2 separate regions of the Mus musculus genome follow, and region 1 is linked to region 2. Evidence: chromatin loops called from intact Hi-C (ENCODE). Cell type or tissue: heart. All regions are shown on one strand. Each heading gives the region's core, and the rest is flanking DNA. Links, peaks and the distances in the headings are about the cores only.

Region 1 (12,040 bases), core at 1,957-9,956, 96 kb before region 2:
TTAAGGATGGAAGATTATTATATTTAATATTCACATATATGAATATTACATTATCTAATTATAGATGGAAGGGAAGAGATCCTAAGAAAGAAATAGTACAGTTTATGGCAGTTTGGACAGGAAAGGAGAATATGATACTAGGATGTCTTGGGTTTGTGACCCAGGATGAATTGAGTCAGCAGTGATGGTATATATATGTGTGTGTGTGTGTGTGTGTGTGTGTGTATATATATATATATATATATATATATATATATATATATGGACATATATGAGAGGTAGGCTTGGGAACAGAAATGAGTTAAGCTGAGACTTACATAGATGAGACTATAATGGCATGTTTAGTTTGTAATATCAAAAGTTATACAGAAAATGTACACTAGTACAATATAGCATACGCATACACATATTTCATAAGCATTATAAATTGGAGAATTAAGAAAAATAGAGCAGTTTAAGAAACTTTAAGAAAAACTTGCACATTTCCAAAGAAAGCCACTGTACCTGAATCACTGAAAATTCAGGGCAATAACAAATTTTACTCATTTAATTGAAGTTCTTTTTTCCCTAATTTGAAGGCTAAAGCACATCTAACCAGAAGGGAACAAGACCCATGAGCTGACAAGTAGAGTGTGGTATAGGTAGTGGAAGTGTTCCTATGAAATCAAAGAATTACAAAGAAAGACACTGTTGGAGGGTCAGAGGTTAAAAAAAAGAAAGGCCCATAAAAGGCCCTGGAGGAAAAGTAAGGTCTGAGAGAATGTTCAAGCATAAAATAATGTTTTATCCATTAGAAAGTTATACTCATAGAAATACAAATGGATATATATTTAATTATTATATATTGTATATAATTATGTAATATATATCACACACATATAAATGAAACAGGAATCGATATGAATAACAGCAATTCAATCCTACAGAAGCATAAAATACAAATGATTGCTTTGTTGTGGCACATTAAATAAAGATGAAAGATCTTTTATTCTTTTATACCAAAATGCATTAAAGGATTTAAGGCTCAATGTGATCATCTGGAAAGTGGAAGGGTGGGGAAGAAATTGGGGAGATGGTAGGAAGGACCCAAAGTAAGACAGATGTTTTTTACAGACACCCAAGTGATGCTTAAGAAACCTTTGTACAAACAAGTGTGTTCCTGAAAGAAAGTGCATGTGGCTAAGAGCAAGCACGGACAGATGCAGAGGGCATGAGGAGGCATGAGGAGTTAGAAACTATTGACTTGGGCACTGCGGTGAACATAAAAATAAAGCTTTCTGGTTTCTCTGAGGAGGCACAGGACTCGGGAATAAAGGGAAAGGAAGATCTAAAACTGAAAAGGACAGATGTCCCAGCAGAAGCAAAGAGCTGTGAGTCTAGAGCCCAGATTCTCAAGATGTGCGCTGGAACCCATTCGTCACCCAGCTAACTGTGGGGGCTGAAAACAGTTGGCAACAGCAAGTGCAAATTGAATGCATGATGACCAAAAATTCTTTCACAATGAAATACTATCTGAGGCGTGTCTGGTAGTACTCACCCGTGGTGAATGGTTAGCTCTACCGTAGCGTCGGTTCTGAGCACAGCGTGTGTACACGGCACTCTGCAGGCCATAAAGGCACACATGTCAATGATCTAGACTGCTGTGTGCTTTGGGTTCTTGTTCTTTTACTGCACAGAAACGTTTTCTGCTGTGGGGGACTGGAGAGACGGTTCAGCAATTAACATGTACTGCTCTTGCAGAAGACCTGGGTTCAGTTCCCAGTACACCCACAGCCACAGCAGGCAATTCACAATTGCCTGTAGCTCCAGCTTCATGTCTGATACTTTTTGGTCTTGCCAAACATGAGCTCTCAGATACACAAACCAACACATAAACACATCCCCATAAAAGTAATATTAAAGTTTTCTGCTCTTATGTATACAATAGCTAGGGAGCATGCATAAAATAAATGTATTTTAATTATATTGCATTATAATTTTTATTTTACATTTTGAGTTGCTGGATAGAGTTGTATAGAACATTATTCACAGGCTGCTGAGGTGACTTAATGAACAGAAAGCACTTATTTTTTAAGCATAAGTGCCTAAATTTAGATCTTTGGGAGTCACATAGAAGCCAGGAGTTGCCAAGTGCTCCTTTAACCCCTACACTGGGGCACTGGGCAGGGGAGGGTGTAGAAAGATTGCTGCCATTGGTGGCCAGCCAGCTTAGACAAAAAATACAAATTCCATGTTCAGTGAGAGACCCTGTTTCAAACGGATAAGGTAGAGAGTAAGAGAGCAAGATGCTTGACACCATTCTGTGTCTTGGTGTGGACCAGTGCACACACCTGCACACACACATACAACACACACAAGCCAATACTTTGTCTTCATAGTAGGACAAAATTGGCAAGTTTTGAAATGACTCTTAGTATATTTCTGCCATGCTGTACTATGTAATTCTGCAAGCCAGCATTCTGTTGTCAGTATTGACAATAATGGAGTCAAATATGATCGACTAGAAATGGTGATGTTCTGGTGGGAGAAGGGAGGGGAAAAGGGGAACATGATCAGGTATTGGGGGGCCAGGAGTAAGACCCTGAAGGCCAGCAGAATGAATGGAAATATGCAACCTTGGGAGGTGGGGGACCCTCTAGAATGTACCAGAGACCTGGGAAGTGAGAGATTCTCAGGACTCAAAGGCAGTTGATGAAATGTCCAACAGTGGGGAGAGGGAACTTGTAGAGTCCATCTCCAGTAGAAATATAGGGCATCAAGTAGAGGGATGGGTTGCCATCCCATAGGCAAAAACTCTGACCCAGAATTGTTCCTGTCTAAAAGAACTGCAGGGACAAAAATGGAAAAAAAAAAAAAACAGACTGAGGAAAAGGTGGTCCAGTGACCAGCCCAATTTGGGATCCATTTCAAGGGGAGGCTCCAAGGCTTGACACTGTTATTAATGCTATGGTGTGCTTACAGACAGGAGCCTAGCTGCCCCCCCAAGAGGCCCAACAAGCAGCTGACTGAGACAAATGCAGATACTTACACCCAACCAATGGACTGAAGTCAGGACCCCTATGGTTAAATGAGGAAAAGGCTGGAAGAAGCTGAGGAGGAGGGCAACCCCATAGAAAGACCAGCAGTCTCAATTATCCTGGACTGCGAGATCTCTCAGATTCTGAGCCACCAACCAGGCAGCATACACGAGCTGGTACGAGGCCCCTGACACATGTACAGCAGAGGATTGCCTGATCTGGCTTCAGTAAGAGAAGATGCGCCTAACCCTCAAGAGACTTGAGGCCTCAGGGAGTGGGGAGACCTTGGGGTGGGGGGAATGTTGAGGACATCCTTTTGGAGATGGGGGAGGAGGAATAGGATGAGGAACTGCTGGAGGGAGGATCAGGAGGGGGATAACAGCTGGACTGCAAAAAAGATTAAAGATAATTTTTTTAAAAAGAAAGAAAAGAAAATGTTGATGTTCTGTGGCATGCATTATCAAACATTCAAGTTTTAAATTTTATGTAAAACAAGCACATCCATCTCATTAATGTGAAAATCACTCCCTCACTAATAAATGGTAAATTTTTATGTGTTTTAAAATAAAATTCTTCATGTTTTACGTCAGTAAATGTTTTATTTGTGAATTTACTCTATATACCTATAGAGTCAGTATCATGAACATTTCTCAGGAGAAAAGGATTCATAAGCAGAAAACCTTTCAGTGGTTCTGGTCTCGACTGCAATACGACTAAAGCATTCACGTTGACAGTTAACTCGGTATCATGTGACAAGAATGGAAACCACAGTCTGACATCCCCATTGACTGTGAAGATGTGAACAGAGACTTGTGGATGACAGGCAGGCGGTAGGCAGAGAGGGAGCTACATATAATGAATAAAGCAAGCGTGACTGAAGAGACCAGAAGAAAAGCATCACATGGGCTTCTGTCACGCATGCCCTGTTACAAAAGGCTTCAGTCTGAAAAGTCTCCAAGATCGCTCAGATGCCCAACACCTAAGCCAAAGACGTACTTGGTATGGAAATACCAGACATCCCAAGGTTTTAAGAACATGTTATTGATACACTAGGGAGCTGTGGATAGTTTTAATATTTTTACTTGTGTATGTTCACTTGCACATGCATGCTCACACAGGCATGTGGGTGCTCTCAAGGGCAGAAAAGAGTGCTCATGAGTTGTTCAACATGGGTGAGCAAACCTGTGTACTGAAACAGGTTCCAGGCCTTTGGAAGAGTTAGTACTCTTAGCCACTAAGCCTTCTTTCTAATTCATTTCCATAGTTTAAATCCAAACATTTGAACAGGAATAGGGCACTCAAAGTGTTCAAAAAAAAATTCAACGTTAGCAGAGTCTGTTAGAAAGCTACCTCAGAGCCCGGCGTGGTGGCGCACGCCTTTAATCCCAGCACTTGGGAGGCAGAGGCAGGCGGATTTCTGAGTTCGAGGCCAGCCTGGTCTACAAAGGGAGTTCCAGGACAGCCAGGTCTATACAGAGAAACCCTGTCTCGAAAAACCAAAAAAATAAAGAAAGCTACCTCAGCCAAAGCTTGACAAAACAGGGCTGCAGTAGATCAAAACTCTACCTGCAAAAGTGGCAAATGATGTCAGCGTTTGGAGGCTGATTATGGGATGGATCCCTGGGTATGGCAGTCTCTAGATGGTCCATCCTTTCGTCTCAGCTCCAAACTTTGTCTCTGTAACTCCTTCCGTGGGTGTTTTGCTCCCAATTCTAAGAAGGGGCATAGTGTCCACATTTTGGTCTTCATTCTTCTTGAGTTTCATGTGTTTTGCAGATTGTATCTTGTATCTTGAGTATTCTAAGTTTCTGGGCTAATATCCACTTATCAGTGAGTACATATCATGTGAGTTCCCAGGGCCTAGCAAATATAGAAGTGGATGCTCAGTCAACTATTGGATGGGTCACAGGGTCCCCAATGGAGGAGCTAGAGAAAGTACCCAAGGAGCTAAAGGGGTCTGCAACCCTATAGGTAGAACAACAATATGAACTAACCAGTAACACCCCCCCCCCCACCAGAGCTCATGTTTCTAGCTGCATATGTATCAGAAAATGGCCTAGTTGGCCATCATTGGAAAGAGAGGCCCATCGGTCTTGCAAACTTTATATGCCTCAGTACAGGGGAACGCCAGGGCCAAGAAGTGGGAGGGGGAGGGGAGGAGGGAGGGTATGGGGGTACTTTTGGGATAGCATTGGAAATGTAAATGAAGAAAATACCTAATTAAAAAAAAAGAAAAAAAAGTGGCAAATGATACACCCTCCATAGGACACGTCATTAGCTGCATCTGACACAGTACTGTCTAGAGCATTTCAATTCAAGTGGCGCACATTTAGCAAAATATAAACAGGATAAAACTTAAATGTCTAAGTCAGCATGTAAAATTAACTGAAGACATTTACAGACTTGTTTTTAAGCATGTTGGGCTCTTCCATAACTATTTTAAGTACCATTACAAAAAAAATAAATTCAGTTATATTGTTTAAGGCTCAATCCATGTCAGTTTTCTCATACCTAACAATATTTCCACTCAGTCTTCCTACTATTTAGTTATTAAAAGAAAATATGTTAAATAAATTAAATAATTTATATTTGATGTGGTTGTATATTTCAATACATTTTTGAGCTTTATTATGTTGGAAAAGCTTTCAATTAACATTCCCATTAATTTCGATAAAAAGAGGACATAAGACCCAAAGTCATTAACTAAAATGTGAAGTGCAGTAAAATCTCATACAGTAGAAGGGAGGTGAGCTTTGAAAACTGCTGTCATTTAGTGGTCTTCACCAACTTACCCTCTTCAGAATCTCATGGGTGTGGTGGACATTTAATGTGTGCATACATGAACACACATACATATACACAAACACACACACACATATGAATATATATTCACGTATGGGGAGGGGGGTCAATCTGGTACACAGTATTTTAAACAGACACATATCAGAATCACCTAGCAGTGATTGCTTTGTAGAGTGATTTAAAATCAGCCTTGGAAGGACTCCGGGAGAGCATGTCCGTGCTCTCTGTAAAACAGAAAGGAGCACGTTTCCCTCCTTACCTCCTGTAAATGCACAGCATGTTTTGAGGCATTAGAACAGTAAGCACTTGCCTGTGTCATTGTTAAATTCTTTTCTTTTCTCCTAAAATAACAGATATGTTCACAAAAGATTCTCAGAAGAACCTAATCAGAGCTGGTGAGATGACTCGGTGGGTAGAAGTGCTTGCTGCACAAGTTAGATCTCAGGAGCCGAGCCACAGAATCATGAGGAGCAGTACTGACTCCCAAAGTTGTCCTCTGACCCCACCACATGCATCATGACACATGAACGAACACACAGACACACACACACACACAGAGACACACACAGACACACAGACACACAGACACACACACACACACACACACACACACATCCCAATAATAAAATACTTTTTAAAAGAAAATGTCTAGTCAAAAGTTCATTTTCCCCTCTAAAGCAAATGGGACCTTTAGCACTTTGAGCAGCAGGGGGCGATCGAGTCCTTTGTTTGTGCATTAGGCACTAGGAGGCGGTCTTTCTGCAAACATGCCAGCCCCAGGCTCACTGGGCACTGAGACATGCTGCACACAGAAAAAAGAAGTGATAATATAGGGCATACGGTCTCACAATTTAGAACTGATGGCAAATTTGTGGTGATTTAAGACCAAGCTTTAATATGTATAAAAATCTAAATGAAAGTATGGTATGTGTGTTCATATCATACTTACTGACTTGTAAGTGCAAATTTTGAAATTTTCAACTATTAATGTAGTTAAAAATGTTTTTTTTAATTTTTTATTAGGTATTTAGCTCATTTACATTTCCAATGCTATATATACCAAAAGTCCCCCATACCCACCCACCCCTACTCCCCTACCCACCCACTCCCCCTTTTTGGCCCTGGCATTCCTTTTTTTTTTTTTTTTTTTTAAGATTTATTTATTTATTATATGTAAGTACACTGTAGCTGTCTTCAGACATTCCAGAAGAGGGCATCAGATCTCATTATAGATGGTTGTGAGCCACCATGTGGTTGCTGGGATTTGAACTCCTGACCTTCGGAAGAGCAGTCCGGTGCTCTTACCCACTGAGCCATCTCACCAGCCCCCTTAAAAATGTTTAAATCAGTCTCTCATCATCCAGAGGAAAACTTTTTTTATTTTTTCCTTAGTGTTTAGAGTTTAGACATATACTTTCCCTAAAGGAGATCAAAAAACAAGGATTGTATTGTTTATGCTGTGACTAGGTTCAAACGATAAACAATTTATATTTTTATTCATTTATATTTTATTGTTAAAAATAAAAAACAGGAGCTGGCTCAGCAGGAAAGAGCACTGACTGCTTAACTGAAGGTCCTGAGTTCAAATCCCAGCAACCACATGGTGGCTCACAACCACCCGTAATGAGATCTGACGCTCTCTTCTCGTGTGTCTTAAGACTGCTACAGTGTACTTTTTATAATAATAAATAAATCTTTGGGGCAGAGCGAGCAGGGACTGAGCAAGCAGAGTTGACTGGAGCGAGCAGGGTCGACCAGAGGGAGCAGGGTTGACCAGAGCAAGACAAGTTCCTAAAATTCAATTCCCAACAACCACATGAAGGCTCACAGCCATCTGTACAGCTACAGTGTACTCATATACACAAAATAAAATTTAAAAAATATTTAAAAATAAAATAAAATAAAAATAAATTTAAAAATTATTAAAATAAATTTAAAATATCATTTAAAAAAGATATTTATATTTTGTTTCATGTTATTTATTTATTTATTTGTTTGTTTGTTATTTTTGACAGGTTCTCACCATGTATCCCAGGCTGGCCTGGATTTGCTATATACACCAGGCTGGCACAAAGTTCACAGTCCACCTGCCTCTGCTTCCCAAGTGCTGGGATTAAAGTTGTGTGCCACCACACTTGGCTTATTTCTCCTCTTAGGAACTGCTTCTTCATGTCTTGAGACCCTTCTTGCATCTCAGAGATAGATTCAACTATTTTGAAAAATACCTTCACCAATTTGTCTTTTGCTTTTACTTGTAAATATTTTCATGCACTATTTTTGGATGGGTGTGTCTTTGTTTTGATCACTTCCCATACCAGTCTTTTACATGTTTTGCTTTTAGGTACTATTTGGATTTTTTTTTCATTAACCTTAGATTATAATATGTACCTAAATATTGTAGTTCAAAATACCAAGTATTGCTCTTGCCCTGCTGCACCTGCAGAGGCCACACTGCAGCTGGGACACTGGCTGCAGGGAACCCAGGAGAGAACCATCCAGCTCAGGGAAGGTCCAGACAGGGCCTCCATCCAGCTCAGGAAAGGTCCAGGCAGGGCCTCCAAGCGCAAGTAAAGGCAAAGTCCCCTTAAAGCACACCCAACTGTGGTAAACTGCACCCTGTTCCCTGCACTCCACTTTCCAGCCGATGACTGTACCAGGAACACCAGATAAGAACCCTGCCCCCAACGCCATCCACGCCTCTCATCCCCTGTCTGCCAAATTCCCGTAAAAACACACCCAACAGTTTTTACACAGTCCCCTGCACTCCACAGCTCTACCCGGTTTTTCGGAAGCCCACAGGTACGAGGAACACCAAGCAAGACCCCACCCCAAGCCTTTGGCCACAAAGTCCCGTTAATACACACCCAACAGACTTAAACGGCACCCCATCCCCTGGATTTTATTTTCCAGTCCACAACTCCATGTGCTTTCCTGGAGGCCACTCTGGCACCTGAGACTCCAGGCCACACTGGTATTAGGTACCCCAGAGGCAAGGGCAGCATCCAAAATCCTAGAGGACACACCTTCCTGGACCTGAAAACTCACTAGCCACTAGAACTCCAGGCCAAAAGAGAGAGAGGAAATAGAACCTAAGGAGGGAGGGGGTGTCCAAAAACCACCCATCCAACAAGGATAAACTCAGAAATCAGCCTCTGAACTTATACTCTTCAAATTACTCCACAAAATAAAAACAAAAGGAACACTGTCAAATTCCTTTTATGAAGCCACACAAAGGCTCGTCCAAGAAAGAGAATTTCAGACCGATATCCTTATGAACATTGATGCAAAAATACTTGCAAACTGAATCCAATAACCCATCAAAAACATCATCCACCATGATCAAGTTGGCTTTATCCTAGAAGTGGAGGGATGGTTCAACATACAGAAATCGATCAATGTAATCTACCATATAAACAAACTGAAAGAACAAAACCACATGATCATCTCATTAGATGCTGAAAAGCCTTTAACAAAAATCCAACACCCTTTTATGATATAAGTCTGGGAGAGATCAGGAATACAAGGCATATATCTAAACACAATTAAGGCAATACACATTAAGCTGATACCCAGCTTCAAAATAAATGGACAGAAACTTAAAGCAATTCCACTAAAATCAAGGACTAGACAAAACTGGCACTCTATCTGTACCTATTCAATATAGTACTTGAAGTTTTAGCTAGGACGCAAAAGTGAGCCCCAAAATTCTACCAGAGAACTCCTCTATCTGATTAAAAAAAAAAAAAAAAAAAAAAACAAACCTTCAGCAAAGGGGCTGGATATAAAATTAATCAAAAAAAAAAAAAAAAAAAAAAAAGGCAGTAGCCCTCCAATATACAACTGGTAAATGGGCTAAGGAAGAAATTAGTGAAACAACACCCTTCACAATAGCCAGAAATAATATAAGATATCTTGGTGTAACTCTAACCAAGCAAGTGAAAGACCTATATGACAGGAACTTCAAATCTTTGAAGAAAGAAACTAAAGAAGATAAAGAAGATGGAAAGATCTCCCATACTCATGGATCCATAAGATTAACATAGTAAAACTGGCCATCCTACCAAAAGCAATCTACAGATTCAACACAAGTCCCATCAAAATTCCAACAGAATTCTTTACAAACATTGAAAGAACAGTACTCGACTTCATGTGAAATAAACAAAACAAAACAAAAGGCCAGAACAGCTAAAACAATCCTGTACAATAAAAGAACTTCTGGTAGTGTCACCATTCCCGATTTCAAGCTGTACTACAGAACAAATGCAGACAAGTTCAGTGGAATAGAAATGAAGAACCAGGAGCAAATCCACACACCTACAGACACTTTGACAAAGAACCAAAATTATACAATAGGAAAAAAGAAAGCAAATGGTGCTGGTCTAACTGGATGGTTGCGTGTAGAAGAATGCAAATAGATCCATGCCTGTCACCCTACACAAAACTCAAGTCCAAGTGGATCAAAGACCTCAACTTGAAACCAGATACACTAAATCTAAAGGAACAGAACATAGAGAATAGTCTTGAAAGCGTTGGCACAGCAAACAACTTCCTGAACAGAACACCAACAACCCTGGCACGAAGATCAACGATAAATGGGAATTCGTGAAACTGCAAAACTTCTGTAAGGCAAAAGACAGCATCAAAGGAAAAAACGGCAGCCTACAGAATGGGAAAGATTTTCAACAACTCCGCACATGACAGAGGGCTGATATCCAAAATATATAATGAACTCAAAAAATTAGACACCAACAAAATAAATAACCCAATTAAAAATGGGGTACAGATGTAAACAGAGAATTCTCAGCAGAGGAATCTCTTATAGCCAAAAAGCACATAAAGAAATGTTCACCATCCAAAGTCACAAGGAAAATGCAAATCAAAACAACTCTGAGATCCCAACTTACACCTATCAAAATGGCTACGCTCAAAACCTCAAGTAACAGCTCATGCTGTCGAGGATGTTGAAACAAGGGGAACATTCCTCCATTGCTTGTGGGAGTTCAAACATATACAACCACTTTGGAAATCAATTTGGCAGTTTCTCAGAAAATTGGGCATAGTTCCACCTTAAGACCCAACTATGCCACTCCTGGACATATACCCCCCAAATGCTCCACTATCCTACAAGAACACTTGCTCAACTATGTTCATAGCAGCTTTACTCATAATAGCCATAAACTATATACAACCTAGGCAGCTTCAGAATGGATAAAGAAACTGTGGTAAATTCACACGACGGAGTACTACTCAGTTATTAAAAACAACGAAATCATGAAATTTTCAGACAAATGGATGGAACTAGAAAAGATCATCCTGCATGAGGTAACACAGACCCAGAAAGACAAGCATGGTATGTACTCACTTATAAGTAGTTATTAGCCATAAAGTATAGGCTAACCATGCTATAATCCATAGACCCAAAGAGGCTAAGTAACAATGAGGGGCTAAGGCAGGATGCTTGAATCTGAGAAGGGGAAACACATTTGACATCAGAAGTGGAGGGAGGGGACTGGGTCAAGGAATGGTTGGGGGTGGGAATAGGAGGGGTGAGGTGGAGAGGGGATGGAAGGGGAGACTGTAGGGAAAGAAACATCCTAGCTAGAAACCCAGGACAATGGAAATTCCCTGGAATCTATGAGAGTGATCCTAGCTAAGACTCCTGGCAATAGGGGATAAGGGATCTGAACTGGCTATCACCTATAACCAGGCAAGACTCCTAGCATAACTGTCATCTGAGAGGCTTCACCCAGCAACTGATGCAGAGATGTGGATTGCTGTCTCTATGCAGGTGAGGGCAGGCACAAGTTAAGGCTAAAGCCTGTGACTGGACAGTGGGAAAAGAAGGTGGGTTGAGAGTTTGAGAGACAAGTACAGAGACAGAGAGACAGAGAGGCAGACGGAGATGAGGAGACAAGATGGAATCTATAAGAGAGGAAGAGGAACCAGAACCAAGCAGTCCTCGGAGCCATAAGTACTGGGGACTTCTTAGGTGATTAAATAGTAAGTACGGTGTGTTTGTCCCATCTAAGTGTGCAGCTTGTGTTTATAGCAGTTGAGTTTTAAGTTCTTTATGTGGGTGTTTTGTGGTTGAAAATTCACTGATATAAGTCTGACTGATGAATAACAAGCCTCTAGAGTTTCAATTTTGCCAGGTTACAGGGATCAATGACAGCTAACAACCGGATGGATGGCTGGGAATGTGAGCAGGATCTGCCGCAGGA
Region 2 (12,040 bases), core at 2,207-10,206:
GGATGCTTCTCTGATGATGGCTGGGCATCGTCCTGAGCTATGAGTACAAAAGAATGTCATTAGGAGTCATTTTATGGTTTATTGTCTTTTAAAACAATAGTATTTGGCTTTACTCTATATCCCTGAATTATTGGTCACTCAAGTAGTATACAAATTTCATTTCATAGAGTGGGTCTTAAGTCAAATCAGATATTGGTTGGTTACTCCCATAAGCTTTGTGCCAAGATTGCACTAGCATATTTTACAGGCAGGATACCATTATCAATTAAAGGTGTTGGAGCTGGTTTGACTTTTACATTTCACTTTTGGAATGTGCAGAGTACCTTCAGGTACCAAGAACACTAGCCTGTAGAAGTGGTGGCTCTAGAGAGGCAGCAGCTCGACTTCTCTATGTTCAGTAAGTAAGTGTAGTCTTCAGCAATGGGGACTTGCCATCAGTTTATGCAGAGCAACCAATAGTTTCAAGAATAGCCTGGTTGTTTGGGGATTTCCTTGGACTTCTTTGGCCAATTACCCAATTTGATTTAATTATATATATAATGATTTGATTTAATTATATATATAATGATTTGATTTAATTAATTTTATATATATATATATATATAAAACCACCAAATGAAACTTTGAGTATTTGGAGATGTGTGTGTGTGTGTGTGTGTGTGTGTGTGTGTGTGGCAAGAGATGTCCAGTTGGGGCTCTGTCTCCTCTGTTATTTGTTGTATTAGTCAGGGTTCTCTAGAGTCACAGAACTTATGTGTAGTCTCTATATAGTAAGGGAATTTATTGATGATTTACCGTCTGTAGTCAAACACTCCAACAATGGTTAGCAGCAGCTGTGAATGGAAGTCCAAGGATCTAGCAGTTACTCAGTCCCACACAGCAAGCAGGTGAAGAAGAGAGAATCTTCCTTCTTCCAATGTCCTTATGTAAGTCTCCAGCTGAAGCTGTTTCCCAGATTAAAGGTGTGTGCCTCTTGTTTCGTCCCAGATAACCTTGAACTCAGATCTCCCTGTCTTAATCTTCTGGGATTCATAACCACTATGCCCCAAGATCTCCATGCTAAGATCCAAGTCAGAAACGTGTATCTCCCAGCCTCCAGATTAGTAGCTTTCCAATTCGGGATCGTAGTTCATTCCAGATATAATCAAGTTGACAACCAGGAATAGCCACTACATTTGGCTATTTCTTTTAGATCCCCTTAGTATGTGTATATATTTTAGGAAGTTTCTACTGTGTTAGCTTTCCATACTACATTTCAAGCGATCCTTAATTTTAGCTGTCTCTTCTCCTATTTCCCTTCTCACTCCTCCTCCTTCCCCCCCCCAACTCCATCCTCCCATTCCAGTTCCTCCTCCGTTCTCCACCCATTACTATCTATTCTACTTCCTTTTCCTAGGCATAGCTAACTGCCCTCCCTAGTCTTTTACTCTGGGCCTTCTCTGTGTGGTTCTAAGGATTGAAGCTTGGCTAACAATGACTTAACAGCTAATATCCACATATAACAAATACAGCCATATTTGTCTTTCTGGTCTGGGTTAACTCACTGTGGATGATATATTTTGTAGTTCCATTTATTTACCAACCTCCCTGGATAGTGTGGCTGTTGGGTTCCCAGGGAATCTCAATGTAGCATCTTATAAATACCTTAAAGATTAAAGAGTTAGAATAGTAGCTATACAAGACTAGAGTATAGAGATTGTCTGAAGAAGTATGTATTAAGAACAGTATTAACTAGACAAGTGATTATACATAAAGTTGGTAGTTTAAAATGGCATAATCTTCATTCTCGGTAATTTGTAATGTGTTGTTAAAAATTAAATACTGTAGTTTTCTGCTTGTTTTTATGGGATAAATGTAATAAAATTGGAATTGTTTTGTTTTATTTTCTCTCTTTCTCCAGTGCTTTCATTCTTACACCTATTTACCATGTTACTTGAAATAAAGCCCACTAATGACCCAATTTCAGTCTGGGTAAAAAGCTACCAGTGAAGTAACCTTATGAGAACTCTTAGGATTTCCAAAATTTGGTACTACAATATTACTTTTATAATATAAGTTGAAGGATTTTTTTCAACAAAATGAAATTAGAGCATCACATGATACGCTACACAGAGAATAAGAGCCAGACATGAAAATTGTATTACTCAGTGCCTTAGCCTTAGTATTGTACTTTCTCCAAAAAAGAAGTAACTATTACAAGAAGAAATGGTGTTGTTATTCAACAGTAATCCCTTATTTCTCATTAGCTCTTTGCTACAATTCACTATGCTCTGGATTATGTGATCTAATGAATTCTGACTCATCACTTAAAATCTCCCAAGATCTTGGGTTTCTTTTTAAATCTTGGTTTTACAACAATCCCTTTTTTTTCCTAAGTGTTATAGTACAGATGAAAGACACCAACAAGCCTTGAAATAGCAGGGTTTTGCTATTCATTATCTGGTGCTAAGCCAATTAACATTCTGAGCCTCATTTTCGTGGCTAGTGGTTACAGAGTATAGATCCTTGTCATTACTTTACTTTCAAGCTTTGTACTAATTGGAAGCATCATCCACATGTGATCCTGAAAGAAAACAATCCTAGGTTTAATTCAAACAATACCTGCATCTTAACAATAATTTCTTGCTGATTGACTTCATGCTAATACAAAGGTGGCACCATCTTTAGGAGAGATCACTAGAGAATATTAACAACCCTCACTGTATTACTGCAGCTTATATTCTAACTACTGGAAATGTTTCTATTTATCCACATAGGACAAATGAAATGATTAGTCATAAATATAATCTATCAATAAAAGCATACACATACTTACACACCAGCCTTCAGATAAGAGAGTTTACCTGTTGAGCCATCGTACCATCCTCGGTTTGTTCTTAAAGAGATATTTCTCATGTTCTCATGACCATGCCCACAAACAACATAACATGAAGCAGGTAGGAAGCAGTGTGGAGCCCATAAACTTGGGAATTTCAATGGCCTTCACCCCAACTGACTACCTCTGTCCTTTCCTGCTAACAATTCGTCTGACAAAGCATTATATATATATTTCCCTAACTATGTATGCCTCTAAGTACATTACCACATGGCAAGAATAAAAAAGCATTTATTTATTCAATATACTGAATGTCAAGATCTTGAAATTAGAAATATATAAACTGAAAGATTTTAGACTCATTTGCATTCAGTTTTATTATCCTCTATGTTAGCATTCCTTCTAGGCTATGTCCCAGTTACCTGGCAACAGCAAGGTATGCCTGACTCACTATAAAAGAGGCTGTTTGCCCCCTCTTCTCTCTCTTATGCTCTTATTCTCTGTCCCTTCTCTCCTTGACCCTTCTCCCTCTCTCCCCATCCCAGTCCCCCTCCATTTAATCCTGCTCGGCCTTGGGAAGGGATGCCCCAGCATGGGCCCACAGAGGCATCCCTTCTACCTCAAGATACCTGGCTCTATCAAACATACTCTTGCTTCCTCTTTTTTTTTTAATAAAATACAATACTATATAAATTGATCCAAGCGTCATTCCTTTAAATAGTTTTCATACCATTAAAAATTTCATGTGATTTTTCCTCACTTTAGCCATTTCAGTTGGTGTTATTGATTGGTTGTGTTATAACACCTGCTATGACCTGCCCCCAGCATAGTTGTAGTCATTTTGTTTCATGTCTGGCAGCTATTTTACATTGTTGCTGTAATATGCCTGCCAGTCATTGACATATAGAAGTGACTTGGCTCAGTGCATGGACATACTGACCACATACCCTGTTTTGTTCTTCATGTTGTGAATATTCTGTGAGAGGTTTGCCAATCTTAAGAAATTTCACAAAGCCTTTTGTAGGACCTATGAAATCAGAGGTCAGTATAAACTGTTATGTCTAAAATAGCTTGAGATAGAGCTGGCCACTGGGAAGGACTTCTTGCACCTGTGTATGAACTCATTGTGTTTTTTTGTGATTTTTTTCCTTTATAAGCTGACAGAGAAAGATGTCCATTGTCATCATTCTGAATCATGTCCCTGTTCTGACCAATAATACGGTGTGTATTCAATAAACCATCCCTATCTGACTGAGATTAGTGTTCATGTGGTTTGTGGAGCGCCTTTTAGACCACAACATCATTAAGCAAAAAAATTCAGAGAAAGTTCTTTACTGACTTATTTTCTTAACCCTTAATATTTAAGAATTCCTTCCAGTTGCTGTATTAATTAGTTTTCTGTTGTTGTAATGAAATATTACAATGAGGCCAACTTACAAAATAAACAACTTATTTGGCATATTTGGTTTTCACAGGATTAGAGTCCATGATGGTAGAGTGGAAACAAGATGGTGAGAGCTGAGTCTAAGGACTTATGCCTCCAATCACAGGATGGAATCAGAAAAACAACAAAACATCACTAACAACCCCAAGAAAACTGGGCTGACACATTTTTGGAATCAAAAGCCCATCCCCAATGACATACTTTCCTCAGCAATGCAATACCTTATGCTCCGACCCACATAGCACCACCAACTGGGGACCGCGTCTTCAAATATCTGAGCCTTTGGGGGTACATTCTTATTCAAACCAACTTCCACTTCCTGGCCCTATAGCCTGATGTCCACATCATAATGCAAAATGTATTTAGTCTAACTCCAGAAATTTCCAGTCTCTAAGCCTGGCAGGGTATACAGCTCTCATATAAAAATTACATTTCTCTGTGATTTTATTGCACTGCTTTTTGGCTTTTTAGAGTTGCAAGAAAAGTATCTTAGGTCATAACTGGATTTCTTAGTCTAGATACTTGTATAACACTCGCCCACAACATTGAAATTAAACAAAACAAAACAGGATATGTGTAGTTGTTCTTTTCTCTTCACCAAAATTAATTTAAATGTATCCCTGTAGTGACTATTCCTGGATGTCATCTTGACTATATCTGGAATGAAAAACAATCCAGAATTGGAAGGCTCACCTATGATCCTAATCTGGAGGCTGGGAGATGCAAGTTTCTGACCTAGATCTTGGCATGGAGCTCTTGAGGCATAGTGGCTATGAATCCCAGAAGATTAAGATAGGGAGATCTCTGAGTTCAAGGTCATCTGGGATTAAAGGCGTGGTGGAACACACCTTTAATCTGCACCACACCTTCTGAAGACTTCCATAAGTATGTTGGAAGAAGGAAGATTTACTCTGTCTTCTTCACCTGCCTACCTTGTGGGACTGAGCAACTGCTAGATCCTTGGACTTCCATTCACAGCTGCTGCTCACCATTGTTGGGGAGTTTGGGCTACAGACCGCAAGTCATCAATAAATTCCCTTGCTATATAGAGACTTTCCATAGGTTCTGTGACTCTAGAGAACCCTGACTAATACAACCCCTTACAGGTTTATACAGTTGTAGGTGCAGTTCATTATTCATCTCTGGAAATAAGTTTTCAATTATTTCCAGAAATATTATTTCAACTTCATTTGTTTTGTTCTGTCTCAGGCATTTATATATAAAAAAGAATATGTTTGTCTATCTATTTTTTTTAAGATCTATTTATTTATTATATGAAAGTACATTGTAGCTGTCTTCAGACACTCCAGAAGAGGGCATCATATTTCGCTATGGATGGTTGTGAGCCACCATGTGGTTGCTAGGATTTGAACTCGGGACCTTCAGAAGAGCAGTTGGCGCTCTTATCCACTGAGCCATCTCGCCAGCCCCTGTCTATCGACTTTTGAGACAGGGTCTCACCTATGTAACTCTCTGGACATCCTGGAACTCCCTATGTAGACAGGCTGGCCTCAAACTCACAGAGATCTGCCTGCCTGCCTCCTAAGTGCTGGGATTAAAGGCCTACACAACCACAATCAGCCCTAAATAGAGATTTTTTTTTTTTTTTAAATTTTACTGGACCAACACTCTGAGTCTTCCACTCCTGCCACCATTCCGTGAGCATTCTTGTTTGCCTTTGCTAATTTGTTTTTGTGGCACACGAGTTACATTTGTTAAATCTTGCCTCAAATCTTCAAAACACCCTGACATCACTGTTAATCGTTTTACAACTGAATTTAGCAAATGGACTTTACTAAGCTTAGTCCTTTTTTATCTCTTTCATCACTTATTTCAAGAGTAGGCATTCCTTACTTAGCGTTTCCCCTTTTACCACATTGTAAAAAAACAAAAAACAAACCATTCCCTAGTGTATGACTAATATAACGTAAAGATCCTCATTGAAAACAAACCACGCTTTTATTAAAATTAAAAAAAAAATCTTTTCAACATGTTTTGGCAAAGAGGACAACTACGGAGCGTTCTAAAGCACAAATTGAAAGCTGTGCGAAAGAACGTCCGTGATGTCATCTCCGTGCGCCCCGTCAGGGCCAATCGCCTGGCGCGTAGCTTTGTGCTGCGGTTGCTCCAGCGCCGGGCGCGTCCTTAATCGCACAATCCCAGCTTCCGGCGCGCCGCCCAGAGCGGTCCGAGCGCGCAGGCGCCCTAGCCCATGTCGGCGTCTCCCGGTTTCAGTGGTTAGACCTGGATCCGGAGCCGCCTTGAGGCGGGGCTGGGCCTTCCCGGCGGCCAATGGCGCCCCGGGTGAGGGTTGAGGAGTGGGAGGTGCTGGCCCTCCTGAGGTGCGGATCTCCTTCAGCGCGGGTGCCGGGCCGCCTGGTCGTCATGGAGGAGGTCGTGGCTGAAGAGCTCGATGATGAGGAGCAGCTGGTGAGAAGGCATCGGAAGGAGAAGAAGGAGCTGCAAGGTGACGGGAAAGGGGCTGGGAATGTAAGAGGCGTCCACACCCAAGGCTGGGAGCGTGGAGTGTGTCCTCTGGTACCTGGACGGGCACACGTCCTGGATCCGTCTAGGCTTTCCCTCAGATAACTTTTGATCAGTCTTCTCCAGCTTTCCCCATTCCCTCGACCCCCTTATTTGCAGTCCCCGGAGATGTCCCCGTGTGCGACCTGCCGTGGACCCCTAGCGGGTCCGGTGCACGTGCTGCTGCTGAGTGATGTGCCTGGAGACCAAAGTCTTGGACCTCCTCTTCCTCCCTTCCCATTCCTGCCCCCGATCCCGACGCCTGGCCTTAGTGGTGTGGTCTGAATTGCTTCTCCTTGGCTTGTCGGTCACAGAGAAAGATATTTAAAAGGCAGAAGTTTTACCTTAGTATAGTTTTTTAACCTTGGTTTTGCCCTGTCAAACCAAACAAATTCGAGATTGTGTTTACGTTGGGTCGCAAGCCTCATCCGGACCTTTCTCCGTAGCTGATTGTTGTGTCATGATTAATTGCTTCTATAATTACTTTACATTCTATAATTGTACCTCTTCCCACCCTCTTAACTGCTTTTCGCTTTTTGGTCCGGGGGCTCTGACACGGCTGTTTTGATGACTTTTTTTAGCCAAAATTCAGGGAATGAAGAACGCTGTTCCCAAAAACGACAAAAAGAGGAGGAAGCAGCTCACGGAAGATGTTGCTAAATTGGAAAGAGAAATGGAGCAAAAACACAGGGAAGAACTGGAGCAATTGAAGCAATTGACTTTCAAGGACAGTAAGGTATGGGGAGCGAAGCTTGTCTCTGAGCCCGAGCAAACAGCTGTCTGAGTGTGTTGAACTGCTTATTGAATACGGTCTCAAAATTCTGAAATCGAGTCATACAGTCACACATCACATTTCCTCGACATTAGTTTTTTTAGACAGAGTGCCTTGTAGTCTAGGCTGTCACCCATGTGGATTTGGAGCAGAGGCTAAACCTTGAACTTTAACTTCAGATCCTACTGGTGTGACTTCACAAGTGCTGGGATTACAGGCATGCACCACCACACCTAGCTGTACATTTCTTTAGTATTTTTGTGACCAGGTTTATGGGCAGATTTTCTTTTTTTAAATGGAAGAACAGCAAAAAAGTGCCTACTTCCTTAACCTAATAACCATGTAAAGTATAAGTTATTGCCAGATAAGGTTTGCCTTGAGTGAAAGTTGGCAGCCGAGACTGCTCGTCAGGAACTCCTGATGAATGAGATTGTAACCTCGGCAAAGCTTCTTAATCAACCCTAGAATAAATTTCTCCACATGGGACAATAAATATGAAATTATAGTTAAGTAGAGAAAGCTGTCCTGAAACTCACTCTGTAGACCAGAAATCCGCCGGCCTCTGCCTCCCGAGTGCTGGGATCAAAGGTGTGCGCCACCATGCCCGGCTCCATGCATCTGCTTGGTGTTTACCATTCTGCCTAATGTGTATACCAGCTACTTTGTTCAAAGGATATAGTTGTCAGTAACACTGTAAGGTAATAGCCATGAAGTAATGTAGATAATCACACGAGTCCAGTAGGAAACCAGCTTAAAGAGATTAAGAATTTTGTCCCGAAGTCATAATAGTTCTTGAGGTGACAAACACTAGAATTCAAAACCAAACTCATAGTTATACCCTGATATAATTTAGTAATTTGTTGCCTGGTTTTTGGCTATGAAGGGTCATATAGTCTACAACCTCAGTTACCTCAGTTAACTGTTGATAGGAACTTCCTTTTTTTTTTTTTTTAAGATTTATGTATATGAGTACACCCTTGTTCTCTTCAGACACACTAGAAGAGGGCATCAGATCCCATTACAGATGTGAGCCACCATGTGGTTGCTGGGAATTGAACTCAGGACCTCTGGAAGAGCAGCCAGTGCTCTTAACTGCTGAGCCATCTCTCCAGCCCAGATAGGAATTTTCTTAGTTTTGTGCAAGATCTCGTCTTCTCGTCTTCTGTAAGTTTGGATTCATTTTTGTTCTGTTGACAAAGGAACAGTTTCTGTGTATCCATTTACACAGAGTACCAAGTATAGTGTCAAAGTCTTCGGTTTCCTTTCTTAGTCACCATGTTCCTGGCCTTTCTTACTGTTAAAATACTTTTCTCTCTAGCCTAGCATGGTGATACATGCTTGTAGTCCCAGCACGCAGGAGGTACTCATGGAGGTTGTGAGTTTGAGGCCAGCCTGAGCTTCATAGTAAGACCCTATCTCAAAACCCAACAGTAGCAGCAGAAAAGAAAGTGACAAGAAAACTTTTATCGTGGCTGCCAGTGTGGCTCACTAGGTAAGGTGCTTGATTTTTAACCTGATCACCTGAGTTCTATCCCTGGAACCCAGGGAACTAAATGGAAGAAAGAGAAAACTGCCTCAAACAAGTTATCCTGACTTCTATGCCTCCATGTGCTCTTATGGCATGTATGCACATGTGCACATATTCTCTCCCCCCCTCCCCCCCCACCCATACACACGCAGATACACACACATACACAACAAGGTGTGCTGTTGTGTTTAGACATGTGCTGTTAGCATTGTGCTAATTTTGTGTTTCTAGTTGCCTTCCTGTGTTTTCTAGTAGCTAGGTGTTCTTTTAGGCCTTCAATGTCAAGATTTCCTTCATAGATTTCCAAAGACAAAGAAAAGTTTGGTTCACAGTTCTTTGTCACCTGCAATGATGCAAATTCTACAGGTTGAAACTGTTCTCTTTGTCATTAATTAAACTTATTGGCCTCTCCCCAAATTCTTCTGTTCTTTGTTAATATGGCTGATAGTTTTATCAGAATTGGAAGAAAAAAAAAAGAAAAATAAGATTCATAGAGTTGATGAAGTCTCAGAAGTTTTAATAGTTTATCACCTGGGATATAGTCTTTGGAGACTTCTGTGTCTCTTTTGGGTTGTTTTATATATTTACCATACTAAAAACTAGCTTGACTTTCAGTTATACTAATGGTAACTAAATAGCAATAATAACTGTCTTTGTAATTATTACTGATGTTACCAATTTGTAGCTAGGCAAAGATAGAAATTGCTCAGTTGTTCTAACCTGAAGAATTAGTTAGTGCTCATTAAGTTTTGCCTAATTAGCATGGGGTCGTGACTTGTCAGCTGTAGGATATGAAGGTAGTAATGAGCACAAGGGATTTTATATGGGAGCATTCTCGGACGGGAAGGCTGTCCTTGCATGAAAGGAAGGTATTTAGAGTAATAGAGTAGGTTCAGGAAGGACAGAAGGCGTGCAGAGATGAGCCTAGTGTTGGGAGAGCTGTGATTTTACAGATTCATGGAAGGAGAGAAAGATGGCAAAGGATGCTATTTAAGCCTATGTCTAATGTTACTGCTCAAACGGGGAGAAAAGGATTGGATACATAACTTTTCAGTAACAATTTAGTAGCCTAACACTTTCAATAAATTAAAACATTTTTTGTTGATTTTTTTTTATTCCTTCTCTTTTTTTTTTCTTTTTATTAATGTTTTTGTTCTTTCAGATAGATTCTGTTGCTGTTAACATTTCAAACTTGGTACTTGAGAATCAACCACCTCGGATTTCAAAAGCACAAAAGAGACGGGTATGAAAATCATATCACCATGTATATAAGCTAGTGCTGTTGTGTGCTAATATTTTCGAAGGTATTATATAAGAAATGAATAGGAAAAAACTGGAGTTCCTTGTCAGGGGGCTTGTTCTTACCATATGTCAGATAATAGTCTAAGCTACTTACATTGAAATCTCATGTAGTCCCAACAGTAATCTTGTGAAGAGGATTTTATTTCCTGGCCTTTATTGAAATTAATAGGTATAAGAAATAAAAAGCAAGATATCTAGTTTGCAATTCTTATAGAAATCAGGGAGGCTAAGGACTGTTTTTTCTTCAACAAATGTTTTATTGTAGACTTAATTTAAAAATTTCAAAGAGTGGGATCATAAGACTGATGCAAAACCCTGTTTATAAATGAGTGTCAGGGAGAAGTGAAGACTTGAACTTAGAAGTACAAGAAAACACACAGAGACCCAGAGCTCTCAGAAAATTATGTTGGTATTTATATAATGTTATATAAAATATAATATATCTACACACATATGTATATACACACACATAGATATATACACACACACACATATATATATATATAAATAGTTAACATTAAAAATGCAGAGAAGGGAACTTGATAAGGATGTGTTATAATTTGAAGGAAAGATAAATGTTTTGTCAAGATATTGTACCCTGGAGAAATAATGTAGCAAAAATGAATGTGGAATCAGATAGAGCATTAGATTAATTGGAATTAATGTGTTAATGATCTTAGCATACTGAAATTGGCAGGAGGCGGTAAGTCTTTCCACCTTAGAAAAGGAAGTTTAAAATTCAGCATTTTGGTTCTGAATGCTATTTTACTAATTGTTCATGGTTTCTAAGCTCTAAGTGCATAGTTCAGAGTTTTTGGTACATAGTAGTGCATGGAAGGTCAGTGTCTGACAGAGTGGGTCAGACAGGGCCTTAGGCTGCTCCCCAGCCCCAGGCATGGTTTGAATTTCATGTACTCTCATGACTTACCATTCAGTTTTAATAATAGGTGAGGAAAAATAATATCTATGAGGACTATCATGGGTATTAAGTAATAATCTGTCCAGAACCATAAATACAAGGCCTGGAGAACTGAAGTGTCAACAAATACTTATATTTACCATGCTAAGTATCATATTCCCTTTACAAAGGCCTAAGACAGTCTCCTTTTATATGACAGCTAAGTTGCAAATAATCAAATATTTATTATATTGTATGAATTTTACTCTTGACTAATATTGCCATTGTGATTTCAAAGAACCATTTAGTGTGCTTGCTGTCTTGAAGGGCTACCTATGATAGCCATTCTTTTGTCATGGTCCCGCAGCTGTCACCTTGCTTCTATACATCAGCAGGTGTTTCTGTGCCAGGGGTATAATTTTAAAAATTTATTGATACTTATTAATTACAGCATCTAATGGTAGCCTATTTAATTCTAAAAACTAAGCTACTGTGTACCTAGACCTGTCTTTTATAAAAAATGTGTTACTTCTTTCCTATCTGAATTTAATACATTTTCCAACTAAACCCTGAGAAATTAGTATGATTTATAGTTGACTGCTTATCACTTGGCAGAGAAAATAATTCCCAGATTACTTTGTTAATCTAGTGGGCTTTTGGAGTAGAGAACACTAAGTGTTCATAATACTTACCAGAATTGGAACCTGGATCTAAGATAGGCAAATTGGGCATTAAATTATTTAGAACTGTTCTTTTTG

The links. Hi-C counts contacts between places; a loop is a spot of excess contacts. Peaks named below come from ENCODE experiments on the same cell type or tissue, not always from the same donor. Only the 100,000 strongest peaks of a DNase experiment are listed, where the experiment ranks them.
Region 1: it touches region 2 in a loop (4-fold over the local background); 35 of 42 quality-filtered maps call a loop at or near these places.

Annotation. Positions count from the first base shown.
Region 1 is chr4:14,916,700-14,928,739 of GRCm38, reverse strand. No RefSeq gene overlaps it. Among named protein-coding and RNA genes, the nearest start is that of Gm11837, 7.9 kb to the left of the region's middle. In heart, for the core only: a CTCF peak has its summit at 6,555 (motif pointing right); a DNase peak (open chromatin) is centred at 6,569.
Region 2 is chr4:14,820,977-14,833,016 of GRCm38, reverse strand. It overlaps Otud6b (OTU domain containing 6B), which reads left to right and starts at 6,604. Exons shown (of 7, transcript NM_152812.4): 1 at 6,604-6,726; 2 at 7,364-7,518; 3 at 10,245-10,325. The coding sequence starts at 6,645. In heart, for the core only: CTCF peaks have their summits at 5,550 (motif pointing right) and 6,521; a DNase peak (open chromatin) is centred at 6,446; H3K4me3 peaks cover 1,890 bases; H3K27ac peaks cover 1,558 bases.